2 separate regions of the Homo sapiens genome follow, and region 2 is linked to region 1. A link is an interaction called in ENCODE POLR2A ChIA-PET data of the cell type or tissue named here. Cell type or tissue: GM12878. All regions are shown on one strand. Each heading gives the region's core, and the rest is flanking DNA. Links, peaks and the distances in the headings are about the cores only. Region 1 overlaps ZNF76 (zinc finger protein 76). Region 2 overlaps FKBP5 (FKBP prolyl isomerase 5).

Region 1 (4,319 bases), core at 1-4,000:
AATACAAAAATTAGCCGGGCGCGGTGGTGGGCACCTGTAGTCCCAGCTACTCAGGAGGCTGAGGCAGGAGAATGGCGTGAACCCGGGAGGCAGAGCTTGCAGTGAGCCGAGATGGCGCCACTGCACTTCAGCCTGGGTGACGAGCGAGACTCCGTCTCAAAAAAAAAAAAAAAAAAAAAAGAAATAGACAATAAAATAAAATAAAGCAGTCATTTTGCAGATGAAGAGACAGAGGCCTGCGTTGCCAGAGGAGTCCCAAAGGATCACATAGCTACCTGGTGGCAGAGCAGGGCCTAACACCTGACCACCAGTGTTCTTCCCATACTCCGCTGTCTCTTGCCAGGTGATGGTGTTCTTTTATTTCCTGAGAGTAGACATTTCCTAGGCTCCAAAAGACTTGAATATCCAGCTGCTTACTCAACATCTCGACTTTGATATCCAAAAAACACTTCGAACTTGACATGTTCAAGAGTGAATTCCTTATCTCCTCCTTCTAACAACCTGCCCTCCTTCCAGGCTCCCCAATTTCAGTAGATGGGAATTTTACCATTTTGTTACTTAGGCCAAAAATGTGGGAGCCAGGCAGATCACGAGTTCAGGAGTTTGAGACCAGCCTGGCAAATATGGTGAAACCCCATCTCTACTAAAAATACAAAAATTAGCCGGGTGCGCTGGCATGCACCTGTAGTCCCAGCTACTCAGGAGGCTGAGGCAGAAGAATCACTTGAACCCAGGAGGCGGAGGTTGCAGTGAGCTGAGATCACGCCACTGCACTCCACCGTGGGCGACAGAGCGAGATGTCTTGAAAAAAAAAAAAATTGTAGCCACCCTCAACTGCTATTTCTTTTATATATCACATCCAGTCCATCAGCAAATCCTGTTGGCTCCTTTCCAAATACATCCAGAAGCCAACCACTTCTCACCTTTCCATTGCTTCACCTTGGGTTCAAGCCACCAACTTCTCTTGTTTAGACTATTGTAGTAGCCTCCTAACCAGTTTCTCTCCTTCCATTTTTGCCCCGTTATAGCTTATTCTCAACACAGCAGCCACAATGACCTTTTCAATATGTCAGGCCATGTTATTTATCTGCCTAGAATTCTCTAATGGCTACCATCTCACTCACAACTCACACTACAAGCCAGTGGCCTGTGTGATCTGCCCCCAATTCACCCCCACCGCAACATCTGCCATTTCTTCTCTCACTAATATACTGCAGCCGTATTGGCTGGCTTCCTCATGTTTCTTGAATATATAGGGCACATTCCTGCCTCAGGGCCTTTGTGTTTGCTGTTCTTCCTGACTGGAATAAATTTCCCCTAGATGTATGCTTGACTTACCCCCTAACTTCCTTCAGGTCTTTGCTCAAATGTTACCTTTTTAGTGGGAACCTCTTCAACTACCCTATTTAAAATTTTAACACCCAGAATCCTGGCATTTTCTTCTTCTTCTTCTTCTTTTTTTTTTTTTTTTGAGACAGAGTCTCGCTCTGTCGCCCAGGCTGGAGTGCAGCAGCGTGATCTCAGCTCACTGCAACCTCTGCCTCCTGGGTTGAAGTGATTCTCGTGCCTCAGCCTCCCGAGTAGCTGGGATTACAGGTGCCTGCCACCACGCCTGGCTAATTTTTGTATTTTTAGTAGAGCTGGGGTTTCGCCATGTTGGCCAGGCTGGTCTCAAACTCCTGGCCTCATGTTATCTACCCAACCCAGCCTCCCAAAGTGCTGGGATTACAGGTGTGTGCCACTGCACCTGGCCTACTCCTGGCACTTTCTATCTCCCTTCTCTGCTTAATTTTCTCAATATATATTTTACTTATTTGTTTATTGTCTGTCTCTACCCTGTCCATTCCTCAAACAGTGAGCTCACTGCTCTATTCCCAGTACCTAGAAAAGTACCTGGCACACAGCAGATATTCACCAAATATTTGTGGGATGAATGAATCAGTGAATGAATGAATATATATACCTTTAGGATCTCCCAGTAACTTGAAACCTTTAGGCAAGAAGGGGAAGACCCTAGTAGAGCTCTGGTCTCTCTCCAGCCCTCAGTCCCTCTTTCCTCCTTACTGCCTCACCCTCTTCTCAGGTCCAGTCCAGCCCTATTCCACCAGAAACCATACCTAAGCTGAGAAGCAGTGCAACAGGTGCTTGATGCCAGGATGTTACAATTCCCAGGCCACTAGGTACAGAATTCTGCAGGGTGCTAATTTTTAAATTTAGCATCCTGATATCTCACAAACAGAAGAGGTCAGAGAAAGGTTAGGACTAAATATACTACTTAACCTAGATAACAGTACTGATTCAGAAACAGTAGCTCATTTGCTCTGAGGTGTTTTCCAAGGAACAGTGCTAAATTTGCACTTGTTCACCTAGCTGCCCCTGCCTTTAATCTTTTTATAATGGATTTCCAACATACACAAAAATGGAAAGAATGGTATAATGAACCTCTTGAACCCATTATCCAACTTCAAAAATTACCAACATTTTGCCTCCTTGGTTTCCTCTGTTCCTTAATCGTCTCTGCAACCCACACTAAATATTTCAAACTAGCTGTTTTCTTGAGAACAGATTTATATAAGACAGCCCCTGATGCTGTTACCACTGTATTTGAGCAACTGCGTCAAACAACCTATCTTACCAGAAATACAGTAGAAAAAGAAAAGCACTTACACCCATTCCCCCACCCGAGCAATGACTAAAAAAGGAAGTGTCTAAATTACCGACGTTTAAATCAAGGGACATGCCCATTATCATGTTTGGAGAACTTTGGGGAGGGGTGTTGTGTCCACAAAATGAATGTAGACATGAACTGCTTTTACTTTTGTACACCTGATGCAGAATTTCTGAGTGAGTTAATTTAATCCAACAGGTAAGTACTGACTACCTGCTAAATGTGAGGGAAGAGATGAAGACAGAAGATAAAGAAAACCAGCCAGGTGCAGTGGCTCATGCCTGTAATCCTAGCACTTTGGGAGGCTGAGGCGAGTGGATCACCTGAGGTCAGGAGTTAGAGATCAGTCTGGCCAACATGGTGAAACCCTGTCTCTACTAAAAATACAAAAATTAGCTGGGCATGGTTGCAGGCGCCTGTAACACCAGCTACTTGGGAGGCTGAGGTGTGAGAATCACTTGAACTCAGGAGGAGGAGGTTGCAGTGAGCCAAGACTGCACCACTGCACTCCAGCCTGGGTGACAGAGTAAGACTCCATCTCGAAAAGAAAAGAAAAAAGAAAACCTAGTCTCTGTTCTCACAGAGCTCACAGAGTGGGGTTGAGAAAAGTACACAAATAACTCAAATACAAGGCAGAATAAGTTCTGTGCCCTAAGTAAACAAATCTAAGGCAAGAACTCCTTTTTAAAATCCACCCACAGCAGTTGTAGAACCCAGGGTATACCCTTTCCTCAACTCTAGTTTTAGTTTCTGCTGTATTTATTGCTGCACAGCCAATAAGTACATTATAAGAGACCTGGGAATTTGGTGACCCACAGAATAGACTTTTGGATGTGGATCTTTGATGTCACATTTTGCTACTGACTCTTCAGACTTCAGTGGTTGGGGATTATCAAGTTTTCCCAGGGCTTGGAAAACAATGGGGCTAATTCAGTGCCTGCAGAAGCTGACACCCAAAGCATTCTACTCTGAGGGCATATACAGCAAGCAGCTTCATAACAGGATAGGATAGTGGGAGGGTGTCCAGGAGACACAGCTAGATTGATTCTGAAGGACTTCAAAGGGCTCTCTCCCTGCCCTCTAAAAAACCAAGATCCTTTGGTGATCTATTATCAGAAGTCATCAGAAGTTCCCAGAGAAGAGTGTAGTTCTCTGGATAAACCGAAGAGACTGATGAAGTTTGGTGGAACAGTGCAGCATATGAAGGAAGCAGAGCTGAAAGCAGCAGGGGCATACGCATGGCCCTGGAGATAGATGCACAAGAGAGTGGAGGAAGAAAGGAGCAGACCTGAGATGGAAGGGAGATTTATATTGTAATCAATTATCAAGATTGGTGAGGTGAGGATGGCTGAGGGGACAAATAAGAGGAAGGCAGGAAGAGGAGGCCCTGTGGAAGGGTGAAAGACAATCCGGGTTTGAAAAGGTGAGGGAGGAATCTGAGAGGCAGGATCTCACAGGATACTGGGCAAGGGTATGAGAGGAGAGGCCTTAGAATGGGAGGGTGTGCAAGTTATACAGGATTGCTTCATGCTGGGATGGAAGGAGCCGATTCCATTGAAGCTAGTCACATCAAGAGGTCACTAAATGAAGGACAAATTATATGAAGGTTTCAGGTCACAGAATGTGGCTGAGGATGGCAGAAGGTGGGGTG
Region 2 (4,362 bases), core at 363-4,362, 370 kb before region 1:
TTCATCTTGCTAGGGAAGCCTGAAGTGATACCATAGTACCACTTGCTGGTGTGGATGGCTCTCTGACTCTCTGGTAGCCATTCATCCCACATGCCCAGTTACTGTTTATAGTCCTAGAAATGCAGATTCCTTCCACGTGAGGCTTACAGTTGAGCATAGCCTCCCAAATACCACATGCAGTTCGTGAACATGAGCACTTGTAGAATATTGTGTAATATCTTTTAGATTAATGTTTTGAGACTTTTTTTTTCTTTTGAAGTCCTAGAAGGGCAGTAGTGTTTCTTTGCCTTTAAAGAATATTTGGGGCTGGGTGCGATAGCTTATACCAGTAATCTCAGCACTTTAGGAGGCTGAGGCGGGAGAATCATTGGAACTCAGGAGTTCCAAACCAGCCTGGGCAATGTAGCAAGATCTCATCTCTACTAAAAATAAAAAAATTTGCCAGGCGTGGTGGCATGTGCCTGTAGTCTCTGCTACTCGGGAGGCTGAGGTGGGATGATCACTTGAGCTGAGTGATAGAGGCTACAGTGAGCTATGATTGTACCACCGCATGCACTCTAGCCTGGGTAAAAGAGCAAGACCCTGTCTCAAAAAATAAAATAAAGATGTTTGGGCTTTTGAGTTAAGAAAGCTGTGGAATTTAAGTTCACAGTGTTTATGTGATATTTATGTTAGGTGGACGGTATACTTGTAAAAAAAGAATTTAGGAGCAAATAATCGAATTATTTAAATAAAACTCAAAGCAAACTCCTTCCCCAAAAAGATGTTCATCAGATGTTAGCTACCATCCTCTGTTATCTACCAAAAATGATTAATTTGGCATAGATTACAAATTAACAAATTACACCATCACACACCTGGGTTTGATTTTCTTTTCCCAGAACTGACCAAATACATTAGCAGCTTGCTCTGCCAAGAACAAAATAAATACACTGGATTTTACAGTAGTTAAATACTTTACTAGAAAACAAGTTATTCAGTATCATATCAAGCAGTGCAATGATACTCATGTTTTTTACAGATAGACTATGTTTCAAATAATAGGAAATGTAACCTGTTTTACCAGGAAATTGGGCTTTCTGAAAATAAACAAGCAGAATCTAGTCAGGAGCTAATGTTTTTAGCAAAGGAGGGAAATAAAATTACACCTTTGAAGCTTTGCTTAAGCTTCTTTTTGAATATTTTAAAAGTCCACCATTCTTTCTGGTCTAAGTCCGTGTGTATATGGACTAGCTCACAAGCCTGTGTTAGAGAGTTTAGTGTCGGGCGCGGTGGCTCATGCTTGTAATCCCAGCACTTTGGGAGGCTGAGGCGGGTGGATCACGAGGTCAGGAGTTCGAGACCAGCCTGGCCAACATGGTGAAACCCCATCTCTACTAAAAATACAAAAATTAGCTGAGCACGGAGGCGCACGCCTGTAATCCCAGCTACTCGGGAGGCTGAGGCAGGAGAATTGCTTCAACCTGGGAGGCAGAGGTTGCAGTGAGCCGAGATCGTGCCATTGCACTCCAGCCTGGGCGACAGGGCAAGACTCCGTCTCAAAAAAAAAAAAAAAAAAAAAAAAGAGTTTACTGTCAAAATATAGGGCATTAAACCAATGAACAGGATTTATTGGTTAATTCTTTGAAGGAATAAATAGTGCGATTAGCAATAAAAGTAGATATAACATAAAAGACAAGTTGGTAAAGGACAGTTTTCTAACAATGAGTTATTGTGAGGAATGAAGGGAGGCATTAGAAAGAATGGATAATAGTATATTTGCATATCTGCCTGGATGTCTTGGGATGGACTGTGTGACCTTTTTATTCTCTGATTACAAGTAAAAAGTTTGACCTCCTTTTTCTTAATGTTTGTCTTTTCTAGATTGTCAAAAGAGTGGGGAATGGTGAGGAAACGCCGATGATTGGAGACAAAGTTTATGTCCATTACAAAGGAAAATTGTCAAATGGAAAGAAGTTTGATTCCAGTCATGATAGAAATGAACCATTTGTCTTTAGTCTTGGCAAAGGTAAGAGGGTATTTTTTTGAGTTGTGTTTTACTTAGCTTTATTACTATTTGTAATATATAGGAGCAGAGGATTCTATCCTTTCTAAAAGTAAAGAAATTTTAGAGTAGTAGTACTCAAAGAATGGTCTGAGAATCCCTAGGGCTCTCTGAGATCTTTTTAGGGGGTCCCAAATGTCATTTATTTTCATAACAATACTAAGATATTATTTGCCATTTTACTGTATTGACATTTATTTGCACTGATGGTACAAAAGCTGCAGTTGTAAAAAAACTGCTGGTTCCTTAACACAAATCAAGGCAGTGGTAACCAGCTGTTCCAGTAGTCATGGTATTTTCCACTGCCACTCCTTCACTATTTACATAAGGGAAAAAGCTAGTTTCACGTAAAAATGTCCTGATAAAGCAGTAAAAATTATTAGTTTTATTGAAACCCAATCTTTGAGTTTCACATCACTTTGATATTCTGTGACAGAAAGGGAAGCACGTGTAGAGCACTTCTGTCCCCCAAAGTATGATGGTTGTCTCAAGGAAAAGTACTTGTGCTCTTGTTTTAGTTGAGATCTGAACTAACTGCATTTATTTCATGAGATACCATTTTTACTTGAAAGGGCAAATCTGATTATGCAGACTTGATTCAGTATTTGGCAGGTGTTTTTCTGAGAATGAATGGAGTAAGTCTGTCACTTCAAGGAAAAACAACTGACAATGTTTTTTGCCATTAAGTTTTCAAGTAAAAATTATAGTTTAGGAGAACTCCTATTTGCCACTGTGGGCTTATTTGCCACTGTGGGCTTGACAGCTTCCGAAGACTTTTCTGATGAGATTGGTGGGTATTAATGAATGTGGTTTTAAATATACAATGAAATGTGTCCACATTTGGAAGATCTGTATAACTAAGAATGAATATTTTCTCAGTGACCAATGCAAGATGTTACAAGATCATGTGTGAATAAACAATTCATTCAAAGTTAGACCAACAGATTTTAATGTAACAGTATGAAAAGTTCACTGATACACTTTCAGTTTCCACATTGTAATTGACTTTTATGAATCTTACAAGTTGTACAGTTTTGATGTAGTATCAGATAATTATATTCACAATTATCTAAAAGGTTGTTAAAGGGCTCCTACCCTTTTCAACTATCTATCTTTGTGGGTTTGGATTTTCTTCTCTATGTACTTCAACCAAAATTGCAACAGATGAATGCAGAAATAGGAGAATCTGGTTGTCTCGTGTTACAAGTCAAACACATTTCCACATGTATAACATTCTAAAACAATGACACTCGTCTCACTAATTTTTTTTTTATTTTGGAAAATACAAAATATACAAATACTTTGTACAAAATTAAATTACTTATATTAACATGGGGTTATTCTAAAATGAATTATTAAATAACTACTTTTTTACTAAATCTCAGTAGATATGTCAAATAAACAAGTTCTTTGGAGTCCTCAATTTTTAAGATGTTAAGGGGTCCTGAGGAAAAAAGGTTGAGAACTACTATTTTCAAGTATTAAGTATGATTTTTACTAAATTATTTTCAAATGCCTTTTTTTTTTGAGACAGGGTCTCGATCTGTCACCCGGGCCGGCTCACTGTAGCCTCAACCTCTCAGGCTCAAGTGATCCTCCCAACTCAGCCCCGCAAATAGCTGGGAATACAGGTGCATGCCACCATGTCTGGCTCGCTCTGTTGCCCAGGCTGGAGTGTAGTAGCACCATCTCGGCCCACTGCAGCCTCCACTTCCGAGGTTCAAGCAAGATTATCATGCCTAAGCCCCCCAAGTAGCTGGGACTACAGGCGTACACCACCACGCCTGGCTAATTTTTGTGTTTTTTGTAGAGATGGGGCTTTGCCATGTTGGCCAGGCTAGCCATGAACTCCTCACCTCAAGTGATCCGCCCACCTCAGCCCACCCAAACACCTGGGATTACAGGCATGAGCCACCATGCCCAGCCTAATTTTTTTTTTTTTTTTTTTTTTGTAGAGACAGGGTTTCACCATGTTGCCCAGGCTAGTCTTGAACTCCTGGGCTCAAGCAATCTGCCCGCCTCAGCCTCCCAAAGTGCTAGGATTATAGGCATGAGCCACCACACCTGGCCTCAAATGCTGTTAAATGTCTTTAGTTCATTTAATGTTCTTATTTTTTAATCTTGTAGGAATAATAGCCCATACATCAAATTAAACTTTGTAGAACATGTGGCTTATTGGAAGTTGGTGGCTGAGTTACATCTTTTATTCTTGTCTGCCACAGACAAGCAACTGTAGTTTGTTCCTAGATTAGGGAAAAAAGAAGTATTCCCCCTATTCACCACCATGGCTATGTGTGGACTTCATTCCCTTGTCCTTC

The links. ChIA-PET counts read pairs that join two places held together with the same protein. Peaks named below come from ENCODE experiments on the same cell type or tissue, not always from the same donor. Only the 100,000 strongest peaks of a DNase experiment are listed, where the experiment ranks them.
Region 2: POLR2A ChIA-PET joins it to region 1 with 5 read pairs; 2 of 35 experiments call an interaction of 5 or more read pairs at or near these places.

The regions. Positions count from the first base shown.
Region 1 is chr6:35,262,659-35,266,977 of GRCh38, reverse strand. The region is part of intron 1 of ZNF76 (zinc finger protein 76); the gene reads right to left. Among named protein-coding and RNA genes, the nearest start is that of ZNF76, 5.1 kb to the right of the region's middle. In GM12878, for the core only: no CTCF peak of the experiment used is centred there; no DNase peak of the experiment used is centred there; H3K4me3 peaks cover 1,570 bases; H3K27ac peaks cover 1,565 bases.
Region 2 is chr6:35,634,660-35,639,021 of GRCh38, reverse strand. FKBP5 (FKBP prolyl isomerase 5) reads left to right here. Exons shown (of 11, transcript NM_004117.4): 3 at 1,864-2,008. Among named protein-coding and RNA genes, the nearest start is that of MIR5690, 28 kb to the left of the region's middle. In GM12878, for the core only: no CTCF peak of the experiment used is centred there; no DNase peak of the experiment used is centred there.